Regions from separate parts of the Homo sapiens genome. Here regions 2, 3 and 4 are each linked to region 1. Evidence: chromatin contacts called from ENCODE Hi-C or POLR2A ChIA-PET data. All regions are on one chromosome and are shown on one strand. The core of a region is the stretch at or near the end of the contact, and the rest is flanking DNA. Distances in the headings are between cores, read along the strand shown.

Region 1 (3,320 bases), core at 362-2,861:
ACCAGAGCTTTACTGCTTTGTCATGGTGAGATATTAAAACAGAGTTGCTATAATACATTTTGACAAATCAGCTAAGGCTGTAGCTAATTTGAAGGTACCATATACTTTTCTAATTTAGATAATCAAAGTGGACCCAAAAAATAATAAACTGAGTTTTAAAATCTCTTACCTATAATATTTAGAATTTATACAATTATTTTATTATTTTTTCCAGATTTGCTAAATATGCATTCCTTTTAGGAAGTACTCTCCATGCACGTGAATTTTCATTGTAAATAAACTTTGTAGGGCAACATATTTTCTTGATGTAAATTGACTGTGGGAAAAGTAAATAATGTGTGCCTACCACCTCAATCAGAAAAAACAAAATCATAACCAATGATTTTTATATAGACAAACTTCAAGCCATCAAAAGAAACCATTATGTGTCTGCTGCTAAATTCAAGGTTTACAAGGAAGCAAAATTTTGCCTCTTCTCACTTTTAATGTCTTAGGAAAACAGCTCTCTACAAGTTTGGGTGGAGATAGCTGTCTTCCACTCATTTTTTCCAAAGGATATGCAAAACCTGAATATTATGAAAAATAACAGATTAACACATGATACTCTAACTTTAAAGATGCTATCATATATTTGAATTTACAGAGAGTCATCAGAAAGGAATTTCCTCTTTCTCCCAATATACACCTACTTCTTTTTCTATTAATCTGTACTTTTGACAACTACCTGTCTGTATGCAATACATAAACACACACACGGTCATCCACAACAGTTGTAAACACACATGCATATATAGTCATGCAATTGAAGTTTTTTTCTCAGCGATCCATACACAAAGTAAAGTAGTAAATACACTGTAAACATAATCATTCTTCTCTTTTTCATGATTGTAACTGGCTCTAACTTTCCAAATTCCATATTTAAAAATTGTTAAATATAAGTAGAATAAACCCAGAATATGATCCTCATTTCAAAGTGGAGGGCTTAATAGGATGACCCAATGTATTTATTACAGTCACTATTGCTTGAGAAATGTACTTTTAAAATAAAATCCATGGCAAGAAAAATGGTAGATCTTTGTGTTATAGTTAATTATAGAAATTATTTTTCCAGCACAACTGTTCACATTCACCAATTTAATCTGCTTTGAGATGCCCTTGAGAAATTCAGATTGATTCAGTCTCATAAAATTTTAGGGTAATATATCATTGGTTGTTCTGTTTTGATTTTGCTCAGTTGGCATGCAGTAAAGCATTGATTTCAACTTACTTGTGAATAAAATTAAAAAGTCGGTTAGGCATCACTTTGTTTTGATTTGAACTATGCTGCTACCTGGTTTTAATTGTTCAACTACCTTTCTGTTCAGTAGTGATGTGTGTATTTGTGGCTCCTGTCCATTCAGTAGATCCCTCTGAAGGACCCTCTTTTATTGACAGCACATTTTGCTCTATGAAACATACTCTATTTCTGTGCCAAAAGATCTATTTGAAACAGAGCCAGTGTCTCATTCCAGGAAGAGGAAAGGATATCAAGAGTTTCCATGGCAATCAGTTGACGGAACTAAATTAAGCAGGAAACCTCTTCAGAATGCAAAGTAGTCTTGCAAAACAAAGTGGTTTGAAATATTCAGGAAGTGTGTCACAGCACAACGAAAGAAATGGAGATATGAATACCTCCATAATGTAAACTCCCTAACTGTAAAATAAACAATTAAATGCTAGCTTTTGTCCTACAAAAATAAACCCTCAAACAACTGTCATTTCTAATCAAATCTTTTGTTCCAGTTAGTTTTGGTTTTTTTTAGTTCTTATCTCTTATGATCAACATCATGTAAGAATATAACTACAATTGTTTATGTAGGTAGGAAAAATAACTTTTTTATGTTACTGCTGTTAAATTTATTTTGTATGAAATTGTGCAAATTTCATAGCTAGTTCTTTAACAGTGAAATCAGAAGGAATGACCAAAATTTATTTTAGTGAAAAAAAAAATGAAGAAACAGATTCCTTAGTTTAGAGAAAGGAATTGCTTTTAAAAATGGGATTCTTCATGGTAATTTGGATTATTGATAGTTTTAAAAATATCATTCTACTTCCTGGAGTGGAATTAGAAGGAATGAGTCTTGAAATTCCAGGAAATAGAAGAATTAGAATGAACCAGAGGTTTCTTATCTTCTGGTCAATTGCCAAATCGTTATAATAGTTTGCTTGGAAATACGGCTTCAACCTGTATCAGTAACTATTACCAGAAGTCCTTCAGACCACCTAAATGCTTTCCAAATGCTTTCCTCTTCTCTTTAAGGAAAGAGTTCTTGGAGCAAACGTTTCTAAAGCACACGGATTCACAATAAAAAATATTTAAACAATTCCTAAAACCTATTAACCACTCGTTATCCCAGCTTTTTAAGTTAAATCACTGTATTTGTTTGAAGTAAAATTATAGGGTCTCCTTTGAAGATGAACACATAAGAATATACATCTTAGAAGAGGAAGGTCTTATGAATTTTAATCTCAAATATTCTGGCCTCAATTTCAACGTGAACTTTAAAGTGTGATCTAAATGCTTACTGTGTGTAATATAAACATTAAGAGGCACATTTTGATGTCACCTGCGTGATAAAACTTTCCTGGCTTCATTGTGCTAAACTTTTCTCAAATTTTCTGGACCAGAAACATAGTCCAAACATAGCACATCATCATATCACACAGACAAACACACACACACACACTCACACACTACCATACACACAGCAAGAACACAGTACAGCACCAGCATACAGTAAGTGCCATAGGTGTGCCCACCTTGGAATGTTGTTGAAAATTAGATTCTCCTGGTCAATAGCCATCAAGTCCTATAACTGCCACATCTTTCCAAGATATTTTCCCCAATTCCATTACACTCCCCAAAATACTAGTCTCACTAGAGACAAAACATGACAAGAACTCTTTACACAATCTCTTAAAATCTACTTTATTTCACATTGCATGCCTGTTATCAAAACATCTCAGGTACCCCATAAATATATATACCTACTATGTGCCCAAAAATTTTTTTAAAAAATCTATTTTAACTTGGATAAGTTAAGTATATTTCTGTATATTAGGTAGAAAAAATCAGGTGGTTTTCTTAGTTTGGGTTAGCAGACTCTGAGACAATAATCCAAATGCAAATGGTTTATCTAGGCAGTGATCCCAGGAAGAACAGTGAAAGAATAAGGAAGTAAAACAAAGAAGGAAGGAAGTGAATATAGCTAATATTTATATTGTTAATCAGCAAATTACCACTATGGGAATGTAGGCTCAGTCTCACTGAGATTCTCTAA
Region 2 (3,320 bases), core at 572-3,071, 480 kb before region 1:
CAGTTTTACTGAATGGTTAACTTCCAAATCAACCTGAGAAAACATAAGAACAAAGAATGTATTATTGGCTAGGCCTATCATTTAAAATGTTAACTATTTTAAAGAACTAAAAGTATGCCATTTTCTTTAAATTTTACTATATCTTTGATTATTAAAGGTGAACATTATTTGTGTTAGCCATATGTATTTTTATTTTTCTGAATGTTCAGTTCATGCTCTTAGTTGAATTATCTTGTATATATTTTATCCAGCTTGTTTTTACTATTTAGGTTTCTGAGGTTTTACGATGGGCAGAAATAAAAAATTTTAGATCTTTAAATCTAGTAATCTGTTCCTTTGTTTTTGAGCTTATTATGCTTTTCTTTTTCTTCTGTGAGTGACAAATTTGCTTATTTAATTTTATTTTTTATGTTATAATATTTGGTGTTTTTTTACATTTTACTATCATTATTTTGGAATTGTTCGGAACTGTTTCTCAAACAAATCTCCTTCTCATTCATTTGGAAGGCCTCATTTATTACTTTCTTGATTCTTACGTATTTGACAGTACCGTGCTCTTCACCTCGTTAGAGCTTCATAACATGTTAATATTTCGTAGTGCTAAACTCTCTTCTCCCATTACTCTTCCTTTTCAAAATGCTCTTAACTCTTCATCATTTATTCTTTCACATTAAATCTAGAAATATTTCAAAAGAAGCCCCCTTGACATTTTGGTGTAATTGCTTCACAATTATAAATTTGAAAAGATCTAACATTTAATAATAGTCGATTTCCTCATCCATGAACAGGGAAAATTTCACCATTTGTTCATGTTGTTTAAATGAATAACTCAGAAAGGACGTTCATGGTTCTTGCTCATTTGTTTAAAAAGACTATTTCTATATATTTGTCGTCCTTGTCTACTATTTTTGTTCTATCTTATATTTTAACCAGCTATTGCTGACATGCCAAAGAGTGATTGCTCTTTTGATTTTATCTGGTGTCTATCTGATTTACTGAAATTTCTTATGTAGTCTAATAACTTTTCAATTGATTATCTTGAATTTTCTAGGTAGACTAGCAAAATTCTTTTTCCTTTATATTTTGATAATAGTTGAAAATCCTAGAAAAATTCAAAATACTGGGATTATGAGCATCCTTTGTCTATTCCAGATTTTAATGTATGGGCTGCCTAACAGTTCCTCTCTTAAGCAAGCAAATAGCTGTTTTAGGTAGATTAATGTTTTTGCATATAAATAACATCCTTTTTCATCCTGATGCTAACAAAAATTTTAAATCAGAAATGGGGCTGACTTTTATCAAAATGATTTTTAGCAGCTGTTGAGCTAATCAAATGTTCTGTGTGTTTGTTTTGGGTCTCTTGATATATTACATAGAGTTCCGATTATTAAACTCCATTTATCCAAGGAGATGTTTCCAAAGCTAAAACTCAATGAACCCAGCATACCTTAACACTTTATTAAATCTCTCATATAGATATCATAATATATATATAACAAAAGGAAATTTTACTGACATGTTTCTTTGTTTTTCTTAAAACAGCTCCTCAATCATATCAGATATCTAGAAAACAAAGTTGAATTTTTTTTTTTTTTAATATTAAGGCTGAACTTTCCCCACCCTTCATTTGTTTATTTGTTGCCTTAGGCTTGGAAATGGGTATTTTGCTTGGGAAGATTTTTCTCTTTTCAATTATATTTGGAAATTTTACTGTTTCACAAAATGGCTTGCCAATGTTTTTCTTTCACATAGCTTATTCCTTCTCATACCGGTTTCAGGAAATTATCTGTGGCCAACACTGTTTTGTTATTTTTGTTAGCATGTGACTCACGTCCTCTGTCTTCCTTCCTTCATTTAGTTTTTAAAAAGCTTAAAGGAAAAGACCAAGGGATTGAGTCTATGTAGCAATGACAACAATTGAAAAAAATACTTGTGTAAATGCTAAGATTAAAAGAATCATTATTTAACTAATAATCTTCAATTTTGTACAAACAAATTATATGTAACCAAGGTACTTTGTGAGCTATCAGGGACTTAGACTGTTATCTTTTAAAATTGAAATTTGCAGGCTGAGGTTGTTAATACCATCTGTTTAGGGAAAGTCCACATTAATCACTTTTTTTTTTCTTGGGGCTCAGCTTTTGTGTTCCTTGGCTGTAGCATTCTGTACAAATTCATTATAAGTGAAGGAGATGAAGAGAGTCAGTAAAGGTTTTAGAACATCTCCTCACTAAATAGCATAATGAAAAAGCCTGAAGACTAGCTAGTATAATGAGAGAACATGAATGGTCAGATACATCATTGCAGAGTACAAAATACCTCTCTTAATACAGGCACTTGTGCCATTTAGTCATGGACCAAGCATCTAGAAGATATTTCGTGGGTAGACTATATGTACTAGCAACTAGTATTTGAAAATAGTTTTGATTAAATCCATTAAAACTCAGGGACATGAAATAGGAGAATCTGAACAGTTACTAAAATGGGGAGGTCAATCACATTATGAGAAAAAGAAATTCAACATTGTTACTTATTTTTTTAACCTGATTACAGTTTATAGTTTAAAAACAGTAACAACTTCTGGATGCTATGTCAACTAATGAAAAAAGGGAAGAGAAATGTGGTTTTGAATCCCCTCTGCCATTTATCTATGTGGTTGGGCAAGTCAACCTCATTCATTTGCAGTTTTTGTATTGGTGAAATACAGATAATGATAAACATCTATCTCATGGAATTGTTTTAATTTTTTCTTGAATCTTCATGTGTAAATATACATGTGCATATGTTTATATATGTATATGTATGTATGTGTGTGCATGTGTATATATATATTCTCTAGCCCGTTGTTATTCAAAGAAGTTCCAAACTAGCAGCATGGGCATTACCTATGAACTTGTTAGAAATAAAAATATCAGCTCTACCTAGACCTAATGAAAATCAGCATTTTAACATGGACCCCCCCAGGGGCTTCCTTTGCACATTAAGTATAAGAAGTGCTGCCCAGCCTAGCACAGGGCCTAGCACAGGGTGGTGTCCAGTTAGTGTAGTTTTCTTCTTTCCAAATTAAATGAGTTTTAACCCATGAACTTGACTACCTTTGCCATAAAAAGAAACAAAAACAACCCAACAATAACAACTATAACCACAAAATACAAGATTGATGTATTCTCTCATTTGAGCTTATTTTTGGTAGTCCTCCCAAACAGAAAATATATATACATATATATGGGATTTCCTTCTCTTTGACATTATTTATGCTGACCTCTTGAAACAGAATGTTAAAATTGAATTTTGAGCAAGATACCAAGAAAAAATAGAGA
Region 3 (3,320 bases), core at 245-2,744, 400 kb before region 1:
CATATGCAAATCAATAAATGTAATTCATCACATAAACAGAACTAAAGATGAAAAACACATGATTACCTCAATAAATGCAGAAACGGCTTTCAATAAAATTCAGTCTCAGCACTCTGGGAGGCCAAGGTAGGCAGATCGCCTAAGGTCAGGAGTTCAAGACCAGCCTGGCCACCATGGTGAAACCTTATCTCTACTAAGAATACAAAAATTAACTGGGCATGGTGGTTGCACCTGTAATCCAAGCTACTAGGGAGGCTGAGGCAGGAGAATTTCTTGAACCTGGGAGGTGGAGGTTGCAGTGAGCCAAGATTGCACCACTGCACTCCAGCCTGGGCAACAATGCAAGACTCCATCTCAAAAAAAAAAGAAAAAGAAAAAGAAAAACAAAAACGAAAAAAAAAAAGTTAAGAAAAAGAAAATAATGATCTTGTGGTTCATATTCTGATATTCTGGCACTCTTTCAGAGTGTAACAAGACCTTCTAATTAGACTTCATATAAACTCTCTACTTTTAAATATCTTCTTTTCTTTTTTTCTTTTTTTAACAAAGATTGGCAGAGTAGAGACATATCTTTAAGGGAGAATCTTCCTACTTAACTAATCATCTGTCCATCTGTCCATCCTATGCCTGTCTTCTTTCTCCTTTTTTTCCCTCAATATGACCACATATTGAACACCTACAACATGCAAAGCATTGTGCTAGGTTGATTCCTATTCCTATTTCCAAAAAGTCTTAGCTGCCCTCTTGGAATCAGCAAACAGCTACATATATAGGATTCTTGGAGTATCCTTTTTCCATTGCTTATAGAAACACACATATGCTTTGCTCCTTGGACTGCTAACCCCACTAAGGAAACACTGTCCCAGAGGGATAGTTCCTTTCCATATAGAAACAGTGATGCAGCACTGAGTAGGCACTCAGTAGTTACTGAATAAATTCATCAATAGCTGTGACAGCTTTCCCCTCTCCATGCCAAACTCCTAAGTAAGCTTTGAAAATCCTTCAAATTTACTTCTATTCCTTTCCATTCTACCATTTTTGAAATGGAAATACGTGAAGGAAAATGGATCCTGAATAATTTCAGCCCAAATTCCTGGAGGAAAATAGTAAGAAAAGGGAAATTGCTACTTATTTGGAGCTGCCCACAAGTTAAATTTTTATGATAAGATAAATTCTCATTATTTCAGCATTACCTCCTTCCTAGTAAAATTTATCATTGGTAGCTACCCTCATTTGCATTATTTAATATGCCCTGCTAGGATAATGTTATTTTTATTTTTTTTCACATGTCAAAACAGAGGCTTTGAAAAATTAAATAACTGGCCACCCAAAGAAGTCACTGGGTCAAAGATGGGGCTAGCATGGGGGTTTGAACAACCTGTTTAAGAAGGGACAGGTGCTGAATTAGTGGAATGTAAGAGTTGGCACTGAGCAATAGGCAAGCCCAAAAGAAAGAAGGCTGACTCACCAGGAAATGGAATTAGCACAAAAGGTCAACTTTCTCTCACAGATAAAGGAAAACTCACAAGTCATATCCCCGACAGGACAAAAACAAAGCCTAGACACTTCAGCAAAAACATAGCATGCCCAGAATATGACTTTTCTAGGAAAACTTTTGAATAACACTTACATATGGGAAAAATGTTTTAAAAACTGGGTACATATTGGGATAGAAAGAATATTCAGGTACGCATTAAGGATATTTCTAGATCTCTTGTCTCCTCTGGGTACAACTAGGTGTACAGAGAAAAATATTTTAGGAGTTTTCATTTCAAAATAAACAGAACAGGAAAATAAAGAATTCATTAAAAGAGTATAAAATTAATTTTAGTTGCAAAATAGTATGACTACCATTTAAACTAAGAAACAGCTCTTCTAGCGCTGCTACTACGGGTTCAATTCATTACAACTGATAAGATGTGGAGGACATGAAAGGGAGAGAAGGGTTGGACAGGAAAACCTTCAGGAAGATGGGGGAAAGCCACTAATAGTCATTGGTTCTAGCAGTCCATTAAAACATTTTCCAGCCTGCTTATTGAAGCTGTGGAAAAACTGGGGACTCATATTTCTCACTCTAGGATGTGGAAAGTTTAAATTACAAGAAGATGGAAAGGGAGGAAATGGCAAAAGGAAGGAACACCATGAGTTAGTTACAGCTAATCTCAATATATGGATATTTCTTAATTTAAGAAATGCAGGGAAAATCAAACAAAACGATGGGGATTATAACCAAACTGCCATGAATTTATGTACCAAAAAAGCTGAAAAAACAGGGCTTTCTTAAAGCTTATACAAATGAAGAGAAACATTAGACTGTGTACTTCATTATTATAATAAATACCCATTGAGCAGGCTGTCTACATAATGCATGTACATATAAGAGGGCAATAAAAAATCAACTGGGCAACTTTTTATTGTCCTCATATATACATAATGGGGCAAGTATAAGTCAATGGACCATTCTGAACATGCCCATATCTAATGAATTGGCAGCTATCACTTAGATATTAGAATTGCTACTATTCATTAAATGCTTCCCATGCTGTGGGCATATTTTAAGGAAATTTACATGTTATTTCATTGAATTCCTCTAGCAGCTCTGAAGTATTGTTACCCTCAGATAGATAGTAGATGAGAAAACTGAGGCTGAAAGAGAGTAATAACTCATCCAAGGACACATGGGTAGGAAATAGAGAAGCCAAGGCTTAAGCCTAAGGATAATTCTCTCAGAGTTCATGCTCTTTCTACTATGCCACACTCTTTCACCTCCATCTTACTCTGGGGTATGATGAGCTTGATGAGGTAGAGAAAGGCTTCTAATGACATGGAAACTAAAGGCAGTACTCCTCAGGAGAGAGGGCTAAATAAGAGTATTTAAGATGATAGCATGGAAAACAGACTGCATGTTGTAAACACCTAGTGCAACGCTTGGCATATTGTAGGTGTTCAATGTATGGTCATGTTGATGGAAAACAAAGAGGAGAAAGAAGGCAGGCATAGGATGGACAGATGGACAAATAGTTGGTTAAGTAGGAAGATTGTCCTTTTCCTTTGAAGTTTACAGGGATCTGTGTGAAAGCCAAAATTTCAAAGAAACGGAGGGAAGCATACACAGCTGAGGTTGTGCCAGAGCTAGGGTTCTTACAGGAGTGGAAGGACATCATCCCATCAGGACATGAAAGTTGGAGACATGGTCTCTAGGACTCCAAAGAGAAGGCATTTTTATCCCTTTGCTCATGCAAGATAGGCAAAGCATTTAAATATTTGGGATTAGAATATATTATATTCTATATATATATATTTTCTGTATGTGTGTGTAT
Region 4 (3,320 bases), core at 342-2,841, 330 kb after region 1:
AAAAAAAAAATTTGTTTCATGATATAGATTTATGATAATTTTTAAGGTAGTCGTTTCCTTCCTTCCTTCCTTCCCTCCTTCCTTCCTTCCTTCCTTCCTTCCCTCCTTCCTTCCTTCCCTCCTTCCTTCCTTCCTCCCTCCTTCCCTCCTTCCTTCTTCTCTTCTTCCCTCCCTCCCTCCCCTTCCTTCCTTCCTTCCTTCCTTCCTTCCTTCTTTCCTTCAGTTCTTTCTTGAGGCAGTTTCTCTCTTGTTGCCCAGGCTGGAGTGCAATGGCACAATCTTGGCTCGCCAGGCTGGTCTCAAACTCCTGACCTCAGGTGATCGACCTGCCTTGGCCTCCCAAAGTGCTGGGATCACAGGTGTGAGCCACCATGCCCGGCCAAGTGGCTTTTTTCTTATACACATTTTACATCTACCAGCCTGTCACTAATACAGTGATCAGTGCACATAGGTCTTTGGGTACAACTGTGGAATGATTTCTAGAAATGGAGTGCTGGATCAATGGACATGCATTTTTAAAATCTTGATGTTTATTGCCAGATTGTAACTGTAAAGGCCATATGTGAAAATAACTCACTTTTCATACAACTAACGTTATTGATTTTAGTAATTTTTTCTGACTTTATTATTTTAAGTTGTACATCTCCAATTAACAGTAAGGTTGAGCATCTTTTCATTTTAATTATCCATTTGAATTGACTCATCATACTCTGTATATTTTCAGTTAAATTCTTTATTTTTTCTTATTTATAGAAGCTGTTTATATTTTATTAACTTTTATTTTTATCCATCTGTTGAAACTCTACTGATCCCGTATGCATTTGGTGTTTCTCATTCATATGCCTTTCAGTATAGACACATTTTAAACTTTCTATATTCAGAGCTTTTTTTTTTTTTTTGCTTTTGTGTCTTGTTTTCTCTATGTGAAGGCTATAAAGACATTTCTCTGTTTTTTTAGGGCTTTCATTGTTTTACCATTAGGTGAAAATTTTAATTTTTAATTTTTTTAAGACAAGGTCTCACTCTGTCACCCAGGCTGGAGTGCATAGCATGATCACACCTTATTGCAGCCTCAACCTCCAGGTCTCAAGCAAATCCTCCTGCCCCAGGCTCGAGAGTAGCTGGAACCACAGGTGGTGCCACCATGCCCAGTTTGTTTGTTTAACTTTTGTAGATATGGGGTCTCATTGTGTTGCCTAGGCTGGTGTTGGGCTCAAGGGATCAAGGGCTCCTCCAGCCTCCTGGGCCACCCAAAGTGTTGGGATTACAGGTGTGAGCCACCATGCCTGGCAAGGTGAACATTTTTAATTTATCAGATATTATTTTTGTGTATGTACTACTGTGGTAGCCAGTCTCCAAGTTGGCCTGAAATTATCCTGATGTACTGGTATTCATGCTCTCACTCAGTTCTCATATACATTATACAGGGCTGGTCTACGTGACCAATAGAATATAGTAGAAGTGATGTTATGTCACTTCCCATATTAGGTTATTAAAGGTGACTTCCTTCTTGGGCTCCTTGTCTCTCAGATTACTCAGTCTGGAGGAAGCCAGCTATTATGTCATGAGGTCACTCAGGCAGTTGAGTTGAGGTTCTGGCTAAAAGTCAGCAAGAACTGAGGTCCACCAACAACCTTGTGAGTCACCCTGAAAGCAGATTCTACAGCCCTGGGAAGACAGCGACTCCAGCCCATGGCCTGACGGCAACCTCATGAGGCTGAGCTGAAGCCACCCAGCAAGCCAGTCCCAGATTCCAGATTCCAGACCCACAGAAGCTGTGGCATCACATATGTTTATTGTTTAAAGCTGCCAAATGGCCAAATGTTAGGGTAATTTGTTCTATGGCAATGGATAACTAATTTAACTACTTTTAAAATAGAAACTGGTTTTATTTAAAAACAAACAAAGAAACAAACAAAAAACAGGAAATTGTCTTTCAGAGAAAGACAGGGCTTTTGGTTTGAAGATTCATTACTGAGTCCCTGCTGTTTGAGCATTCCTCTCCCCTCCCCATGCGTGCCGACCTTACAATCACTACTTCAAGTTTTGTTTGGGAAAAATACTCTGCGCTGGAAAACGTTAAGTAGTATTCCATAGACTTCTAGTTCCATGTTGGTTCCATTCTAAGCCCTTGGATAACTGTGCTTTTTGGTTACCTTGGAAATGCTGGAGCCAACAAAGTTGTTGGCTCACATTTTTTACTCATATTCTGCTGAAGTGGAGCAATAACTCTCTTACACATTGACATATAAAAACACATAAAAGTTGACATAACATTTGTAGCATGTTTTCAATATTTTATCTTTAAATTTTGTCAGTATATTAGAGATGCATATTTAACTTATTCAGTTTATAGAATATGCTGGCCATGTATCCTAACTGGCAGTCAGGATGTGTCAACTTAGTTGGCCAAGTTTATTTTTCAGTTAAAATTTTGCATTTTTTCAATTCAAATAAACACATTAATAGACACTCATGGTATAATTATTATTTATCTTCAAAATTACAATTTTTAGATATATGGAAGGGGGCAGGAGCAGTGACTTGCGTCTGTAATCTCAGCACTTTGGGAGGCTGAGGCGGGTGGATCACCTGAGGTCAGGAGTTCGAGACCAGCCTGGCCAACATGGTGAAATCTCCGTCTCTACTAAAAACACAAAAATTAGCTGGGTGTAGTGGTTCACGCCTGTATCCCAGCTACTCCGGAGGCTGAGGCAGGAGAATCGCTTGAACCCGGGAGGCGGAGGTTGCAGTGAGCCAGTATCATGCCACTGCACTCCAGCCTGGACAACAGAGCGAGACTCCATCTCAAAAAAACAACAAAAAAAGATCTATTTAAACAGATATTACTCTGTCCATCGCTGGGGCAGAGAACTTGACAGTGCTCTAACTAGGCAGAAAGAAAGACATTTATCAAATATTTAAAAGATAGGAAGACTGGTCCAGTACAGTGGCTCACACCTGTAATCCTAGCACTTTGGGAGGCTGAGGTGGGCAGGGTGCTTGAGCTCAGGAGTTCAAGACCAGCCTGGGCAACATGGTGAAACCCCATTACTACAAAAAATTTAAAAATTAGCTGGCTGTGGTGGCATGTGCCTGTAGTCCCAGCTACTTGACAGGCTGAAGTAGAAGGATTGCTTGAGCCTGGCTGGGAGGTTGAGGCTGCCATGAGCTGTGATCATGCCACTGCACTTCAGCCTGGACCACAGAGGGCACGAGCCCCTCTCAAAAAAAGAGAAAATGATCTATCATTTTATGAACATAAATAGTGGTCGAGTCATATGGAAAATATTTTTTCTTTTCTGAAGACAAACAGGAAA

The links. A loop is a pair of places that touch in the nucleus more often than their neighbours do. ChIA-PET counts read pairs that join two places held with the same protein, here RNA polymerase II (POLR2A). Pooled maps may share reads with other maps.
Region 2: a loop to region 1 is called in a map of endothelial cell of umbilical vein, with 5 times the contacts of the local background. The contact joins two enhancer-like sites. A Hi-C loop is called at or near these places in 2 of 168 maps with a recorded cell type or tissue (PC-9 and endothelial cell of umbilical vein) and 1 of 50 pooled maps.
Region 3: a map of endothelial cell of umbilical vein shows a loop between it and region 1 (2.9-fold over the local background). The contact joins two enhancer-like sites. A Hi-C loop is called at or near these places in 1 of 168 maps with a recorded cell type or tissue (endothelial cell of umbilical vein) and 1 of 50 pooled maps. POLR2A ChIA-PET finds 5 or more read pairs at or near these places in 1 of 52 experiments (activated CD4-positive, alpha-beta T cell).
Region 4: a loop to region 1 is called in a map of A673, with 31 times the contacts of the local background. The contact joins two enhancer-like sites. A Hi-C loop is called at or near these places in 1 of 168 maps with a recorded cell type or tissue (A673). POLR2A ChIA-PET finds 5 or more read pairs at or near these places in 1 of 52 experiments (A673).

The regions. Positions count from the first base shown.
Region 1 is chr7:17,039,767-17,043,086 of GRCh38, reverse strand. LOC124901595 (a long non-coding RNA gene) reads left to right here. Exons shown (of 4, transcript XR_007060239.1): 1 at 1-3,320. Among named protein-coding and RNA genes, the nearest start is that of AGR3, 160 kb to the right of the region's middle. Within about 2 kb of position 1,611, at least 5 of the 41 ENCODE cell types and tissues checked have a DNase peak (open chromatin) inside an H3K27ac peak, as active enhancers do; they include A673 and endothelial cell of umbilical vein, where a contact is called at or near this core.
Region 2 is chr7:17,520,097-17,523,416 of GRCh38, reverse strand. The region is part of intron 1 of LINC02889 (long intergenic non-protein coding RNA 2889); the gene reads left to right. Among named protein-coding and RNA genes, the nearest start is that of LINC02889, 37 kb to the left of the region's middle. Within about 2 kb of position 1,821, at least 3 of the 41 ENCODE cell types and tissues checked have a DNase peak (open chromatin) inside an H3K27ac peak, as active enhancers do; they include endothelial cell of umbilical vein, where a contact is called at or near this core.
Region 3 is chr7:17,443,030-17,446,349 of GRCh38, reverse strand. The region is part of intron 1 of LINC02888 (long intergenic non-protein coding RNA 2888); the gene reads right to left. The region is part of intron 4 of LOC105375172 (a long non-coding RNA gene); the gene reads left to right. Among named protein-coding and RNA genes, the nearest start is that of LINC02888, 70 kb to the right of the region's middle. Within about 2 kb of position 1,494, at least 2 of the 41 ENCODE cell types and tissues checked have a DNase peak (open chromatin) inside an H3K27ac peak, as active enhancers do; they include endothelial cell of umbilical vein, where a contact is called at or near this core.
Region 4 is chr7:16,707,487-16,710,806 of GRCh38, reverse strand. No RefSeq gene overlaps it. Among named protein-coding and RNA genes, the nearest start is that of TSPAN13, 45 kb to the left of the region's middle. Within about 2 kb of position 1,591, at least 2 of the 41 ENCODE cell types and tissues checked have a DNase peak (open chromatin) inside an H3K27ac peak, as active enhancers do; they include A673, where a contact is called at or near this core.